Regions from separate parts of the Homo sapiens genome. Here region 2 is linked to region 1. The links are chromatin loops, found by intact Hi-C in ENCODE. Cell type or tissue: IMR-90. All regions are shown on one strand.

Region 1 (8,000 bases):
TGCCACTTTTGAGACCTTCCGAGAATACTGATGACACCCTTGAGAAGAGTAAATAACTGAGAGGAGCATCAACTTTGAGGAAACACACATCTCATCTTTCTTCCTCCTTCAGTCTCGCCCACAACCAGTTCCCCCACCATACCTGCTTTGACCCCATTTCCAGGATAGGTAGTACTCTCTTGAGTCATTCTTTCTGTTTCCAGCTGGCTCACATTAATAGTGACGCAGAAAAGCTGAACGGCCCTCTTTTCTCTGAAAGAGCTCATGGTTAGATTTAGCAAGAGGCTTCTGCTCTTTCTGTCCTTCCATTGGAGAGTGTCACGTGTCATTCTGTACAGCCCTGGGGTTTTCCCCTCTTCTAAAATTCTAGTTATGAATGGTTATCATAAGTGTGAGTGACTCACCACTCTTTAATATACCAAGGCATAGGCAAGGCTGTGTGACAGCAGTGGCTGGCATGTGCTTGCAGCCAGACACACACCCACCTACACCCACACTGTTTTGCTTTTGTCCTTCAAGGTTGGAAGTGCTGAACAGAGCAGAATCCCAGGTATTGTAGCATCATGGCATAATGTTTTCCACTGAGGCTTTTCCGAGTCAGAAGTGGACAACCTAATTAGGGGGGTTTTAATGTGTATGTGACATATACTCACCATCCTAAGCTGTGTCATTGGAACTGAGGATGTTTTTGACTTTTCCTTCCCACTCTCTTTCTCACTGACCCAGACCCCTTTCTGTGGAACAGAGAAATGGTAGGCAGTGTATCTTAGCCATTTATTAACGGGGCCCAGACATGATCCCCAGGACTTTGCTGACAGGTCTAAATAAGGCTAATCTACATGTTGCCACCAGGAGCTCTATTAAAAAATTGGACAGCTGGGGGAAAGGCTGGCCTACTGGGCTTTTCACTGTTCTGACTGGGCAGCCCAACATCCTATTGCCCTGATAGAATAGAACTCCTCATATCTGCCTTGCTTTCTACCAGGCTCTGGAGCCACTTATTAGCTCTGTTTTAAGAAAATTATTGATATTCTGTGTCTCAGTTTTCTCAAGCATGAAATGGAGATAAAAATTGTACTTCCCTTAAATTGTGGTTATAAGGATTAAAAGAATAAATACATGTAAAATGCTGAAATCAATATTTAGCCCACAGTACTCTTAAATGTTAGTGATTAGTAATATCCATAGCAAGCCTCTTGCTTCAAGCCCTCTTGGGAACTTCCTAAGCTGCAAATATGTGAGTAATATCACAGCCTGTATGGCAGATGAAAGCATAATCTTTGGAAAGTTGTGTGCCTTGACCTGAAAATACTTGGACTGACCATCACTGCCATCGCAAACCATAAGCAACTGAGCACTTATTGAATATGATTTTCTCAACCTGCAGCTATACTTGAAGTCTGTAGGGGCTGAAACTTACCGTTATTTCCAACGCTGTTTGTAGTTCTACCACAAAGCCTGGCCTGTTGTAGATGCTTAATTGAGTTAGCATTGAGGGGCATCATTTTGAATCTTTATCATGAAAAGGACACTTTTGCTTGGCTGAACCTACATTGACACATAATTATGCAGAGCCCACAGTTTACACATGGGTTTGCTCGATTTGTACATTCTATGGATTTAAACAAATATATACCTGTATCCACCATTACAGTGTCATACCAAGTAGTTTCACTGCCCTAAAAATCTTCTGTGCCCTATTTGTTTCCTCACCTCTAACTCTGACAATCACTGATGTAATCGTTTTCTATTTCTGTAAAATTGGTAGTAATATCCTCTTTCATTTCTGATTTTAGTTACTTGAGCTTTTTTTCTTAGTCATTCTAGCTAAACATTTTGTTGATCTTTTCTAAGAGCTTACTTTTGGTTTAATTTTTTTGTTTTTTTTTTTTTGTATCCTGTATTGTATCTTTGTTGTAATCTTTCCTTCCTTCTTCTGGCTGTGGGTTTAGTTTTTTCTTTTTTTAGTTCCTAAAAGTGTAAAGTACATTGTTAATTTGACATCCTTCTTTTTAATGTAAGCATTTACAGCTATACATTTTTCTCTTGGGTCTGATTTCTGTACATGCCATAAGTGTCGGGGGGTTGTGTTTTCATTTCTCTCAAAATATTTTCCAGTTTCTCTATAGTTTCTTCTTTAACCCATTGGCTGTTTGAGTATATTGTTTAATTTCAATGTGTGTGAATTTTCCAGTTTTCCTTCTGCTACTCATTTCTAGTTTCATTCCATTATAATTGTAAGGGATACTTTGTATGATATCAACCTTTTAACATTTGTTAAGACTTTTTTGTTAATAAATGTTTAACATTTATTAAGACTTTTTTGTTAAGCTTCAGTTGCTTAACATTTCTATTCTGAAGAATGTTCTATGTACACCAGAAAAAAGTTGACTTTGTCTAATATAAATATGGTCATCCTTGCTCTCTTTTGGTTGCTGTTTGCATGGATTACCTTTTCTCATTATTTCACACTCAATCTGTGTGTATTCTTAGCTCTAAAATGAATCTCATAAAATTGTATCCTGCTTTCCTTAATCAGTTTTGCCAATCTATGTCCTTTGATTGGAAAATTTAATCCATTTACACTTAATGTAGTTATTCATTGGTGAGGACTTACTTTTGCTATTTTATTTGGTTGCTGTATACATTCTAGCTTTTTCTTCCTCTTTTTCTCCATTACTGCCTTAGTTGATTTCTTATCATGACAAGTTTTGATTCCCTTCTCATTTCCTTTTGTGTACATTTTGTATATTCTTTATGGTCACCATAGGGACTACATATAATATTCTAAAGTTTTAACAATCTTTTTTGAATTTATACCACTTCAGCTTCAATTGCTTACAAAAAATCCTGTTCTTTCTTCTCCTTCACTTTATTGATGTCACCGATTACATCTTTATACATTATATGCCTATAACCACAGATTTATAACTATTTTTATGCATTTGTCTTTTAAATCATGTAGAAAATTAAAAGTAGAATGAGAAACCAAGTTTATAAAAATATTGATTTTTATATTTGCCCATGTGTTTACTTTCTCCAGAGATATTTATATATTCATAAAACTTTGAGTTACTGTCTAATTTTTTTTACTTCATTGCAAAGGACTCCCTCTAGTATTTCTTGCTGGGCAGATCTAGTGGTTATAAACTCCCTCAGTTTTTTGTTTTTCTGGGAATGTCTTTACTCCTCCCTCATTTTAAAGGCATGGTTTTGCCAAATATAGAATTCTTATCTGAGTTTTATCTTTCAGCACTTTAAATATATCATTCCAGTGCCTTCTAGCCTTCAAAGTTTCTGCTGAGAAATTGGCTAATAATCATATTGGGACTCCCTTGTACATAATAAATATTTTATTGGGTTTATCATAATTGATTTTTCAAGCTTATTGGATGTATATTTGTGTCTTTCATCAAGTTTAGAAAGTTTCTGGCCATTATTTCTTCAAAGAAAGTCTCTGACCACCCACATTTCAGAGACTCCATACAGCTTATATTGTTCAGCTTGATGGTATCCCATAAATTCCTTAGGCTCTGTATACTTTTCTTGTCTTTTGTTCTGTTTTTAGACTTGATAATTTTAAATGTTGTATCTTCAAGTTCACTGTTTCTTTCTTCTGCTGGCTCAAATCTGATGTTGAACCTGAATAGTGACTTTTTAAAAAAAATATTATACTTTAAGTTCTGGGATACATTGCAGAACCTGCAGGTATGTTACATAGGTATACATGTGCCACGGTAGTTTGCTGCACCCATCAACCATCATCATCTGTATTTCTCCTAATGCTATCCATCCCCTAGCCCCCCACCCCCCAACAGGCCCTGGTGTGTGATGTTCCCCTCCATGTATCATGTGTTCTCGTTGTTCAACTCCCACTTATGAGTGAGAATATGCGGTGTTTGGTTTTCTGTTCTTGTTAGTTTGCTGAGAATGATGGTTTCCAGCTTCATCCATGTCCTGCAAAGGACATGAACTCATTCTTTTTTATGGCTGCATAGTATTCCATGGTGTATATATGCCACATTTTCTTTATCCAGTCTATCCTTGATGGGCATTTGGGTTTGTTCCAAGTCTTTGCTATTGTGAATAGGGCTGCAATAAACATGTGTGTATGTGTCTTTATAGTAGAATGATTTATAATCTTTTGGTGTATATACCCAGTAATGGGAATGCCAGGACAAATGGTATATCTGGTTCTAGATCCTTGAGGAATCACCACACTGTCTTCCACAATGGTTGAACTAATTTACACTCCCACCAACAGTGTAAAAACATTTCTATTTCTCCACATCCTCTCCAGCATATATTGTTTCCTGACTTTTTAATGATTGCCATTCTAACTGGCATGAGATGGTATCTCATTATGGTTTTGATTTGCATTTCTCTAATGACCAGTGATGATGAACTTTTTTTCATATGTTTGTTGGCCGCATAAATGTTGTCTTTTGAGAAGTGTCTGTTCATATCCTTCGCCCACTTTTTGATGTGGTTGTTTGTCTTTTTCTTGTAAAATTAAGTTCCTTGTAGATTCTGGATATTAGCCCTTTATCAGATGGATAGATTGCAAAAATTTTCTCCCATTCTGTAGGTTGCCTGTTCACCCTGATGAGAGTTTCTTTTGCTGTGCAGAAGCTTTTCAGTTTAATTAGATCTCATTTGTCAATTTTGGCTTTTGTTGCCATTGCTTTTGCTGTTTTAGTCATGAAGTCTTTACCCGTGCCTATGTCCTGAATGGTATTGCCTAGGTTGTCTTCTAGGGTTTTTATGGTTTTAGGTTTACGTTTAAGTCTTTAATCCATCTTGAGCTAATTTTTATATAAGGTGTAAGGAAGGGGTCCAGTTTCAGTTTTCTTCATATGGCTAGCCAGTTTTCTCAACACCATTTATTAAATAGGGAATCCTTTCCCCATTGCTTCTTTTTGTCAGGCTGTCAAACATCAGATGGTTGTAGATGTGTGGCATTATTTCGGAGGCCTCTGTTCTGTTCCATTGGTCTATATATCTGTTTTGGTACCAGTACCATGCTGTTTTTGTTACAGTAGCCTCGTAGTATAGTTACATCAGGTAGTGTGATGCCTTCAGCTTTGTTCTTTTGGCTTAGGATTGTCTTGGCTATACAGGCTCTTTTTTGGTTCCATATGAAATTTAAAGTAATTTTTTTCTAATTCTGTGAAGAAAGTCAATGGTAGCTTGATGGGAATTGCGTTGAATCTATAAATTACCTTGGGCAGTATGGTCATTTTCACGATACTGATTCTTTCTATTCATGAGCATGGAATGTTTTTCCATTTGTTTGTGTCCTCTCATTTCCTTGAGCAGTGGTTTGTAGCTCTTCTTGAAGAGATACTTCACATCCCTTGTAAGTTGTATTCCTAGATATTTTATTCTCTTTGTAGCAACTGTGAATGGGAGTTCACTCATGATTTGGCTCTCTGTTTGTCTATTATTGGTGTATAGCAATGTTTGTGAATTTTGCACCTTGATTTTGTATCCTGAGACTTTGCTGAAATTGCTTATCAGCCTAAGGAGATTTTGAGCTGACATTATGGGGTTTTCTAAATATACAATCATGTTATCTGCAATCAGAGACAATTTGACTCCCTCTCTTCTCTTCCTATTTAAATTCCCTTTATTTCCTTTTCTTATCTGATTGCCCTGGCCAGAACTTCCAATAATATGTTGAGTAGGAATGGTGAGAGAGGGTATCCTTGTCTTGTGCTGGTTTTCAAAGTGAATGCTTCCAGCTTTTGCCCAGTTAGTATGATATTGGTTGTGAGTTTGTCATAAATAGCTCTTATTATTTTGAGATAAGTTCTACTGATACCTAGTTTATTGAGAGTTTTTTTAGCATGAAGGGATGTTGAATTTTATCGAAGTCCTTTTGTGCATCTATTGAGATAATCACATGGTTTTTATCTTGGTTCTGTTTATGTGATGGATTATGTTTATGATTTGTGTATGTTGAACAGCCTTGCATCCCAGGGATGAAGCCGACTTGATCGTGGTGGATAAGCTTTTTGATGGGCTGCTGGATTCAAATTGCCAGTATTTTCTTGAGGATTTTCACATCGATGTTCATTAGGGATATTGGCTAGAAATTTTCTTTTTTTGTGGTGTCTCTGCCAGGTTTTCGTATCAGGCTGATGCTGGCCTCATTAAATTAGTTAGGGAGAAGTCTCTCTTTTTCTCTTGTTTAAAAGAGTTTCAGAAAGAATGGTACCAGCTCCTTTTTGTACCCCTGGTAGAATTCAGCTGTGAATACGTCTGGTCCTGGGCTTTTTTTTGTTGGTAGGTTATTAATTACTGCCTCAATTTTAAAACTTGTTATTGGTCTATTCAGGGATTTGACTTCTTCCTGGTTTAGTCTTGGGAGGGTGTATGTGTCCAGGAATTTATCCATTTCCTCTAGATTTTCTAGTTTATTTGCATAGAGGTGTTTATAATATTCTCTGATGCTAGTTTTTATTTCTGTGGGATCAGTGTTGATATCCCCTTTATCATTTTTTATTGTGTCTATTTGATTCTTCTCTCTTTTCTTCTTTATTAGTCTGGCTAGCAGTCTATCTATATTGTTGATGTTTTCAAAAAAACCAGCTCCTGGATTCACTGATGATTTTTTTTTTTTGAAGGGTTTTTGGTGTCTCTGTCTCCTTGAGTTCTACTCTGATCTTAGTTATTTCTTGTTTTCTGCTAGCTTTTGAATTTGTTTGCTCTTGCTTCCCTAGTTCTTTTAATTGTGATGTTATGGTGTTGATTTTAGATCTTTCCTGCTTTCTCCTGTGGGCATTTAGTTCTATAAATTTTCCTCTAAACACTGCTTTACCTGTTTTCCAGAGATTCTGGTATTTTGTGTCTTTATTCTCCTTGGTTTCAAAGAACATCTTTATTTCTGCCTTAATTTCATTATTTACCCAGTAGTCATTCAGGAGCAGGTTGTTCAGTATCCATGTAGATGAGTGAGTTTCTTAATCCCGAGTTCTAATTTGATTGCACTGTGTTCTGAGAGACTGTTTGTTATGATTTCTGGGTTTTTTTGCATTTGCTAAGGAGTGCTTTACTTCCAATTATGTGGTCAGTTTTAGAATAAGTGCGATGTGATGCTAAGAGGGGTGCGTATACTCTTTTGATTTGGGGTGGAGAGTTCTGTAGATGTCTACTAGGTCCACTTGGTCTAGAGCTGAGTTCAAGTCCTGAATATCCTTGTTAATTTTCTGTATTGTTGATCTCATATTGACAGTAGAGTATTAAAGTCTCCCAGTATTATTGTGTGGGAGTCTAAGTCTCTTTGTGGGTCTCTAAGAACTTGCCTTATGAATCTGGGTGCTCCTGTATTGGGTGCATATATATTTAGTATAGTTAGCTCTTCTTGTTGCACTGATCCCTTTACCATTATGTGATGCCCTTGTTTGTGTTTTTTGGTATTTGTTGGGTTAAAGTCTGTTTTATCAGAGACCAGAATTGCAACCACTGCCTTTTTTTTTCTTCTTTGCTTTCCATTTGCTTGGTAAATATTCCTCCATCCCTTTATTTTGAGCCCATGTGTGTCTTTGCACTTGAGATTGGCCTCCTGAGTACAGCTCACCAATGGGTCTTGACTCTTTATTCAATGTGGCAGTCTGTGCCTTTTAATTTGGGCATTTAGCCCATTTACATTTAAGGTTAATATTGTTATGTGTGAATTTGATCCTGTCATTATGATGCTAGCTGGTTATTTTGCCCATTAGTTGATGCAGTTTCTTCATATTGTCAATGGTCTTTACAATTTGGCATGTTTTTGCAGTGGCTAGTACCGGTTGTTCCTTTCCATGTTTAGTGCTTCCTTCAGAAGCTCTTGTAGGGCAGGCCTGGTGATGACAAAATCTCTCACCATTTGCTTGTCTGTAAAGGATTTTATTTCTCCTTCACTTATGAAACTTAGTTTGGCTTGATATGAAATTCTGGGTTGAAAATTCTTTTCTTTAAGAATTTTGAATATTGGCCCCCACTTTCTTCTGGTTTGT
Region 2 (8,000 bases), 48 kb before region 1:
AACAAACAAACAAACAAACAAAAACTGGCAGGGCATCGTGACTCATGCCTGTAATCCCAACACTTTTGGAAGCCGAGGCAGGAGGATTGCTTGAGCCCAGGAGTTTAAGACCAGCCTAGGCAATGTGGTGAAACCCTGTCTCTATAAAAAAAATACAAAAATTAGCTGGGAGTGGTGGCATGTGCCTGTAGTCCCAGCTAATCGAGAGGCTGAGGTGGGAGAATCACCTGAACCCAGGAAATCAAGGCTGCAGTGAACCATGATCACACTACTGCACTCCAGCCTGGGTGATGGGTGTGAGACCTGTTTCAAAAAAAAAAAAATGAACACATTGTTTTAAAAATTAACATATAATGTCAAGGAACATAGCACTGCAACTCCTGAAAAAGTCTGGACTACTCACACTTGACTCTAGCTTTCCAGCTGTAGGGGAATGGCAGTGCCAGGGCTGTTTGTGTGGGTGTACAAGCTGATTGGGGAGGGATTTGTAGGGTACGAGATATCAGAAATATTATGTAACAAAAATGTTAGAGAAGCGATAAGACAGTATCGCATGATTGTTAAAATCTTTGGCTTAGGCCGGGCACTGTGGCTCACACCTGTAATCCCGGCACTTTGGGAGGCTGAGGCCGGCAGATCACCTGAGGTCAGGAGTTTGAGACCAGCCTGGCCAAATGGTGAAAGTCTGTCTCTATTAAAAATACAGAATAAAAAATAGCCGGGTGTGGTGGCACATGCCTGTAGTCCCAGCTACTCGGGAGGCTGAGGCAGAAGATCACCTGAACCCAGGAGGCGGAGGTTGCAGTGAGCCAAGACCAAGCCACTGCACTCCAGTCTGGGCAACAGAGTGAGACTTGGTCTCAAAAAAACAAAACAAAACAAAACAAAAGCTTTGGCTCAGAGTTTGAACAGACTTAAATTTATTTCTAAGTCCCATTGCTTTGTAGTTGTATGATCTTGAGCAAGCTAACTTTTTTAGTTTCTTAATCTGTAAAAATGGCTTTACCAATAGAATCTATCTCAGGGGTTTGTTTGAGAATTAAAGGAGATAATACATGTACCATTTAGTGGTATACAGTAAATATCCACTAAATATTAATCAGTACTATTTTACAAATTGATGACTGCACTCAGAAGAGAAAGAGATGAGGCAGGATGATTCAAGGTTTGGGCCAAGGATGGTGAGAGAATGATAATACTATTCATTCACAAATAGTAAAGGTGGCCTATAGTTTGGGTGGGAAATTATGAGATCAGTTTCAGGCTTGTTAAGTTGGAGATGGCAGCATGTGATAATATCTAGCAAATTCTTTATGTGCTCAGATGGGAGGTTAAGTCTGGAGGTGACATTAGGGACACCATGTTCTTATGACCACCTAGCCATGGTTGATTGATCCAAGGTGATCACTTAACCTTTTCCCTTGACTGTACCCCCTGCTGAAATTGATTTATTCGAGACCTAAGCCTAAACTGAGCCAATCAAAAGCCTTACTTAGAAATCTGGAATTGAGACCAAGACATTACAACCCAGTCTTCCTGCTCTCTGGAACAAAAGAGATATAAATTCAAAATGGTCTGCACACAGGAAAATGAAACAGTCACACAGAAAAAGAAAACAAAATTGGTAGAAAACTCACATGTTTGAGTCTCTGATCCCAAGTATTCCTTATTTAGGCAGCTTCATTCTTGCCTAAGATCCTTAAATATGTTTGTAAAATTTATGCTAGTTCAAGTTAGGTTTCTATTACTTGCAACTCCCAACTAATACCAAGAAACCACATGCAGGTGATAACTGCAGACACTCGTCATGAATAAACTACCTGAGGGAGCAGGAAAGGAATGAGAGCAAAACTAACTTGGCATTGTGGGTGTCAGAGAAGCCAGGATAGGAACGGAAGGTTAGAGGGACAATTGTATCAAATGCTAGTCTCTCTCTCTCTTTCCTCTCCTCTCTCTCCTGGAGCTGGACACACTTCATCTCCTTCTTTTGGACATCAGAACTTCGGCCCCTCCAGCCTTTGGACTCTAAGGCCTAGTGGTCAAGGAAGATGAGGTCAGAGGAAAGCCTGCCGAATTGAGTTTTGGGAGTTCACTAGTAGCTTTAAAATTGTCTACCATTCTCAACAGACTAACTGTAATGAAATTTCAAAGTTAAAACTTTTTTGAATCTTGGCAAACAATGTTCCATCTTTTATAAGTCTCTTTTACTCAGAACACATGTTTAGTATGCCCGTATTTAATTTATACCTGTCTGTTAAACGGGTTGACTGCATTAAGTCTATGGTGGTGGTGGTGGTTCAAAATAGTCTGACCTTTTAAAGACAAGGTTACTGATTCCAGCTGAGTCATTCCCTTAGTCTTGAGGTTAGGAACCAGCTTAGAAACAGCTGAGAGTGACATCACTGTGGCCATTTGAAAAGGCAGAGAAAGAAGGGTACATCGGGCTGCTTCAGGAAGACTGGAATAGAGACCTTCACAGAAGAGAGAGGCCCCATATCAGAAGGAAGTGTGACCCAGAAGGATGGAGCTCTTCAGAGACAGGCTTCTTTGAGAATCAAGAAAGATTCAGAACAGGTGAATTGAGTAGATTGTGGCTTTTGGAAACTGAGTAACACAGTAGCAAATTGCATAGCGTTTTAAACACTGCAACCTGACTTAAGAGAGAATCCCCCTGTAAAGGTAAGGCTGAGGGATGGTCAGTATAAATACCTTAGGAAATGTAGGTTACCTCTTATCTACCCCCGGTCTCTTTGCTTTTCTTGTTACTGTGTTGTTCCATGTATTTGTGTTTGATAAGAAAATGAACCGATATGTGTAAAAGTGTGTGTATATGTGTTTGAAGGATAGACGGGAGGTTGTTGGTTGCCCAGATTTACATTTCTCCAGGCTTAAATCACCGTGCCTTTTACAGTAGCCAAAAGAGGCACACAGTTCTAGAAGCACTGACTGAGGGTCCAGAGGAGAAAAATTCAAAGATGTTCACTAATAGTACCAGAAAGACCTCAAGTCCCTCTGAGTCTCAGCTGTGGTCAAAGGAGGAAAATGCCATCCTAGATTTTTCTGTAACATATTTGGGACCTATTTGGAGAGAAGATAGAGGCATACAACTTTGAGTGCTTATAGAAAACACTAGTTTCAATTTGTACTGCATGTCACCTACTGACCCGTATTGCCCTCAGTATGAAATGTGTTGTTGCAGTGATCTCTAGCTGCTTTTTTGTTGTCGTTGCTTTTGAACCCCAAGTTAAGTATGATGAAAACCTTCCAAATCTGCCTAGATTACTGCCAAGAAAGAGATGGGTGCATACTGATCCCATGCCAGGCAAATGAAAAACTGGCAACATCCTGGGATGAGCTCTCCTGCTGCCAGTTTAGTTTTTGCTTACATGTGGCCAATGGTTGTCAACACTCATGATGAGGGGGTATAAGCATGAGCTTGTCACCTCAAAGGCTAGGTTACCAGATTTAGCATTGTTTAAAGAAGTAACAAGAAACACTAAAAGTTTAACATCTGACATGGTTGAATGTGGCTACTCAAACAATAATTTAAAAGAATTAGCAGTTCAAAAAAGTGATTCCTGACAAATTATATGAAGGAAAGCTAACTAAAAGTGCCATCTGTTATGATTAAAACTAGGTAAAATGTATACATGTATACAAACAGAACACAAAATAATACAGGAAAACTAATGAAGGTGATTTCTTGGAGTGATGGACATCTGGATGATTTTTACTAATTCCTGTTGATGTTATAATGTTATGGGTATAACAAATTTAAAGTAACCAAAATTGGTGGATTTACAGCAAGTGATGGTTTTTTGCTTGAAATACAATAAAAACGTCTTAACCTAAACCATTCTCATAATCATTGAATCAGAGTGGCCCAAGTCCAGATTCTTGTAAGCTAAGCAGTTATGTAGGATGATAGAGTGGTGAGGCCCCACATCCCAGGACAAAAACCAAAACAGCTCAGATATGGTAATAGGATTGCTTAAGTGGGGTTTTTTTCTCCATAAAGAAAGGCTAATAGCTAAACTCCAGAGCTGAGCTGTTGAAGAGTTACATGAGTAACTCTAGCCTTGTGGCTAGTTAGAAAGAGAAAAAAATATATGTCAATTTCATCTGGGAAACCATCCATAAAGATAAACAATAGGAATGGTCTAGTGATGACAAATTGTGCATAGCAAATTGACCAGAAAAAAGTCAAATTTTTCCTTGGGAGCAGATGAGTCTAACGTATTGGAAATATACATGTTCTGCAAAAGCAATTAGATCTGGAGTCCTTGAAAGGAGGCCAACTCAGCTAGAAAGCAGGAAGTTTCACTTCCCTAGACTTAATGATGTAGATGAAAATATGGATACTCTATGTCTGTCTGTTTACAATGAGCAGTTGTTTTGAGTATTAAACTCTAAGAAGACATGGCAATAACTTCTGTAAATCATAAAGCCTCTAGCTTAGATTTAGACAGCTTTAACAAACAGCAAGGTACATTAAAATTTTTGGATCTAAATTAATCTAGTGGTGAAAGGCACAAATTTTGGAGTCATGTAGATTTGGGCTTGAATTCCACTTTTTCCTATCTGCATGATCTCGGGTAACTTGCTTAAACTCTCTGAGTATGTTTCCTCATCTATAAAACAAAGATAAGGATAGTCTCTTAGAGACCATTGGGTTGTACTGAATGTATTCAGTAGATGACCTTATCTATTCAAGGTAATTTAAGAAGAAAGGAGAAATAATTGTAAAGATACAGGGTGCCTTATGAACCCCCAAGGACATGAAATGCGGTAGGCCTCAGAAACAAGTCAATCTAGGAATTGAAACATAGGCATCAGTGAGTACTGAGTGAGTTTGTCTTAGAGCCAAATGGTCTTTTGTCTCTACATCGTTTTTTATTCGCTCTAAAGACTTACAAATGGATCAAATATAGCCTATTACAGCATTTATTGGTTTTAATATTTTATATATCCAGCTGCAAATTCCTACAGATATAAATTTGATTAGCACAGTTTACTTGATATCAGGTGTCAACCTCTGGTCTAGTCAACTGTGACCTGGTGGATCAGGGTCTTGTCATATGAAGGTCTACCCCTTCCTGGAATGTGATGATAAGGTGGGAATAAAGAAAAAGTGATACCCATCTCTAAATTGAAACTTGACTTGCTAGGAACAGTATGAGGATCAAATGAGATAATGTATGTGAAGCATCTAGAATAGTGTCTACCTGATACATAGCTCTAAAATAGTCTGTGAAATAACGGGGCTGATGGACAAAGGCCAAAAAATCTCATTGGCTTAATCTTTGAAACCATATTTTGCTGCACCTGTCATCAGAGAAAGAAGCTCATAGAAACATTAGTCATGTCATACCTATGAACAATTATTTTCTTGTCCAAAGTGGTCACTCTGAGAAGGAGGCGTACCAGCAGCTGATGTGCTCAGGTTCTCCAACCTGGAGAATGCTTACATCTGCATCAGAGGCAAGACAGGGCACAAATGAAAGCTCCTTGCTTTAACATTGAAATTTTATTTACTCTTTTTCTTTTTTTTTTTTTTTTTTTTTGATATGGAGTCTTTCACTGTTGCCCAGGCTGGAGTGCAGTGGCATGATCTTGGCTCACTGCAACCTCCGCCTCCCGGGTTCAAGCAATCCTCCTGCCTCAGACTCCCGAGTAGCTGAGATTACAAGTGTGTGCCACCACTCCTGGCTAATTTTTGTATTTTTAGTTGAGACTGGGTCTCACCATGTTGGCCAGGCTGATCCTGAACTCTTGACCTCAAATGATCCACCCTCCTCAGCCTTCCAAACTGTTGGGATTACAGGCGTGAGCCACCACGCCCAGCCTGAAATATTACTCTTAACAAGCACCTCTGCTCTGGCTATGAGAAAGTATCTCTCCCAGGCAGAAAGAAGCAGGCAGTCTCCCAATGGACAAGCTTAGCTAAAACGCATGCTACTACCGAAGATAGGCAGTTTCAATCCTGCTTGAATTGGACTGTCAGTTTTTAGATTTTAAATATCCTCTTTAAGTAATGAAATTTTATAAAATGGGTATAATGCAGCTTTTCTGCTGCATCTGCAGCAGTTGTGGTGTTTAGAGGTGGTGCTGTCTATAAAAGCAAAATTATCTCAATAAACCTAAGTTCTATAATTGATATTGTAGGTAACTTTTTGAAAAAATTAAAAAATTCACTCACACTGAGTAGTTTCTCTTTTGTTGATTTGAATTTATTAATGTACCAAATTTTAAAAATGTCTTCTCTTGCTTAACTGTCAAGTTTTAAGAACAAAAATATAAAAGCAAAAAAGTTAGCTTCTCTCTGAAATGTTTTTAAGTGATATACTTGTGGGAGACATTACCTAATATATTTCCTTCTTTTCTCACTTGCAGCTTTCCAGTCTTTACCCTTTGGGTCTAAGTTCTACTTTAGTCTAAAATCAATATTTATTTTAGAAGCAAGGGCACCAATGCAGTTGTCAGGAAATGTCTCATAGAAAACCATGATGCACAGGTTCTGAGGGGAAATGTACCTTCTTGCATATGTTAGTGAATTGGCTATGGCAACTTATGGTTATAGGCTGGAGAATTTGGGGAAGAAACCCAGTCTTCCGCCTGGTTTAGAATAATATCAGGCATCTGTATTCTTCCTTCTGGGATCCAGTCCGCTTTGGTACAGACTTCCTGAAATTGCCCCAGATGAGCTTGATAAGACTGTACCTAGAGGGCCCTCCCTGCGGGGGAGTAAAGATAACTATGGTTTCATGGTGGATGCATCAAGTCTCACTGAGGTCTCAGAATTGCATGGGCATTGTGGATATGGACATCAGAAGTGCTCCTGTTAAACGGTTAGGGTTGGGTCAAGAGAGAGTGAAGGTAATGGCTTTACTGCAGATACTGGAGGAGCCTGCTCTGGGCCTTGCATAAGAGGCCCACTGTTTTATCAATGCAACCATCTTTCCTGAGCCTCACCCATGTATCCAGCTACCTTTCAGACTTTTCCATCTGGAAAATCCACAGGCATCAGCATGTCCAAAAATTGGACTTATGGTTTTTCCTACCAAAACCACGCGTCTTCCATTGGTGAATGGGGCTTCAGCCTTCATCCACTTACCAAGACCGGAAAGCCCAGAGTTATTCTTAGCAATTCCTCTCACAGTTGTCTTGTCTCCACATGCAGTTTCTTTCTCTCTCTCTTTCTTTTTTCTTTCTCTCTCTCTCTCTCCGTCCCTTCCCCTTCCTTCTTTCTTCTTTCTTTTTTTTTGAGACAGATTCTCACTCTGTCACCCAGGCTGGAGTGCAATGGCACCACCTTGGCTCACCGCAACCTCCACCTCCCGGGTTCAAGCGATTCTCCCGCCTCAGCCTCCCGAGTAGCTGGGATTACAGCTGCCCACCACAATGCCAGGCTAATTTTTGTATTTTTAGTATAAACGGGGTTTCACCATGTTGGCCAGGCTGGTCATGAACTCCTGATCTTAAGTGATCCACCAGCGTTGGCCTCCCAAAGTGCAGGGATTAGAGGCATGAGCCACTGCATCCAGCCTGCAGTTTCATTAGGACATGTCAATTCTACCTCCTAGTAAATTTTTGACTTTGTAATTTGCAGTATTCTTGGGCTACCTTTAAAGTCCACCTATTACAGTATTTTTTTTCTGTCTCAATTTAAGTCATGGTTAGTTTCCTGAAAGTGGGTCATTTAAAAAATAGACACATTAGTTTTCCATAGGAAAACACAGCATTTTGAAGTATATGTTCAAGTAGTTAAAATAAAATAGCCATATAGTACTTAGTAATGTAAATAATAAAAACAATTTATAGAAAAATAAATATATGAAGTTGTTTAATGAGAAACAATGTTAATGATAGTGCCCATACCAGCCACTGATTTAAGCTGAGATCTCCTCAAACCTTAATGTGCTTCCAAATCACTGTCAATCTTGTTAAAATGCAGATTCTGATTCACTTGGCCTGGGGTAGGGCCTGAGATTCTGTATTTC

The links. Hi-C counts contacts between places; a loop is a spot of excess contacts. Peaks named below come from ENCODE experiments on the same cell type or tissue, not always from the same donor. Only the 100,000 strongest peaks of a DNase experiment are listed, where the experiment ranks them.
Region 2: it touches region 1 in a loop (2.3-fold over the local background); 1 of 110 quality-filtered maps calls a loop at or near these places.

Annotation. Positions count from the first base shown.
Region 1 is chr4:105,298,868-105,306,867 of GRCh38, reverse strand. All of the region lies in intron 2 of TET2-AS1 (TET2 antisense RNA 1), which reads left to right. Among named protein-coding and RNA genes, the nearest start is that of TET2-AS1, 50 kb to the left of the region's middle. RefSeq lists an enhancer at 171-450. In IMR-90, no CTCF peak of the experiment used is centred here; no DNase peak of the experiment used is centred here.
Region 2 is chr4:105,347,359-105,355,358 of GRCh38, reverse strand. It overlaps TET2-AS1 (TET2 antisense RNA 1), which reads left to right and starts at 2,478. Exons shown (of 6, transcript NR_126420.1): 1 at 2,478-2,679. In IMR-90, no CTCF peak of the experiment used is centred here; a DNase peak (open chromatin) is centred at 3,998.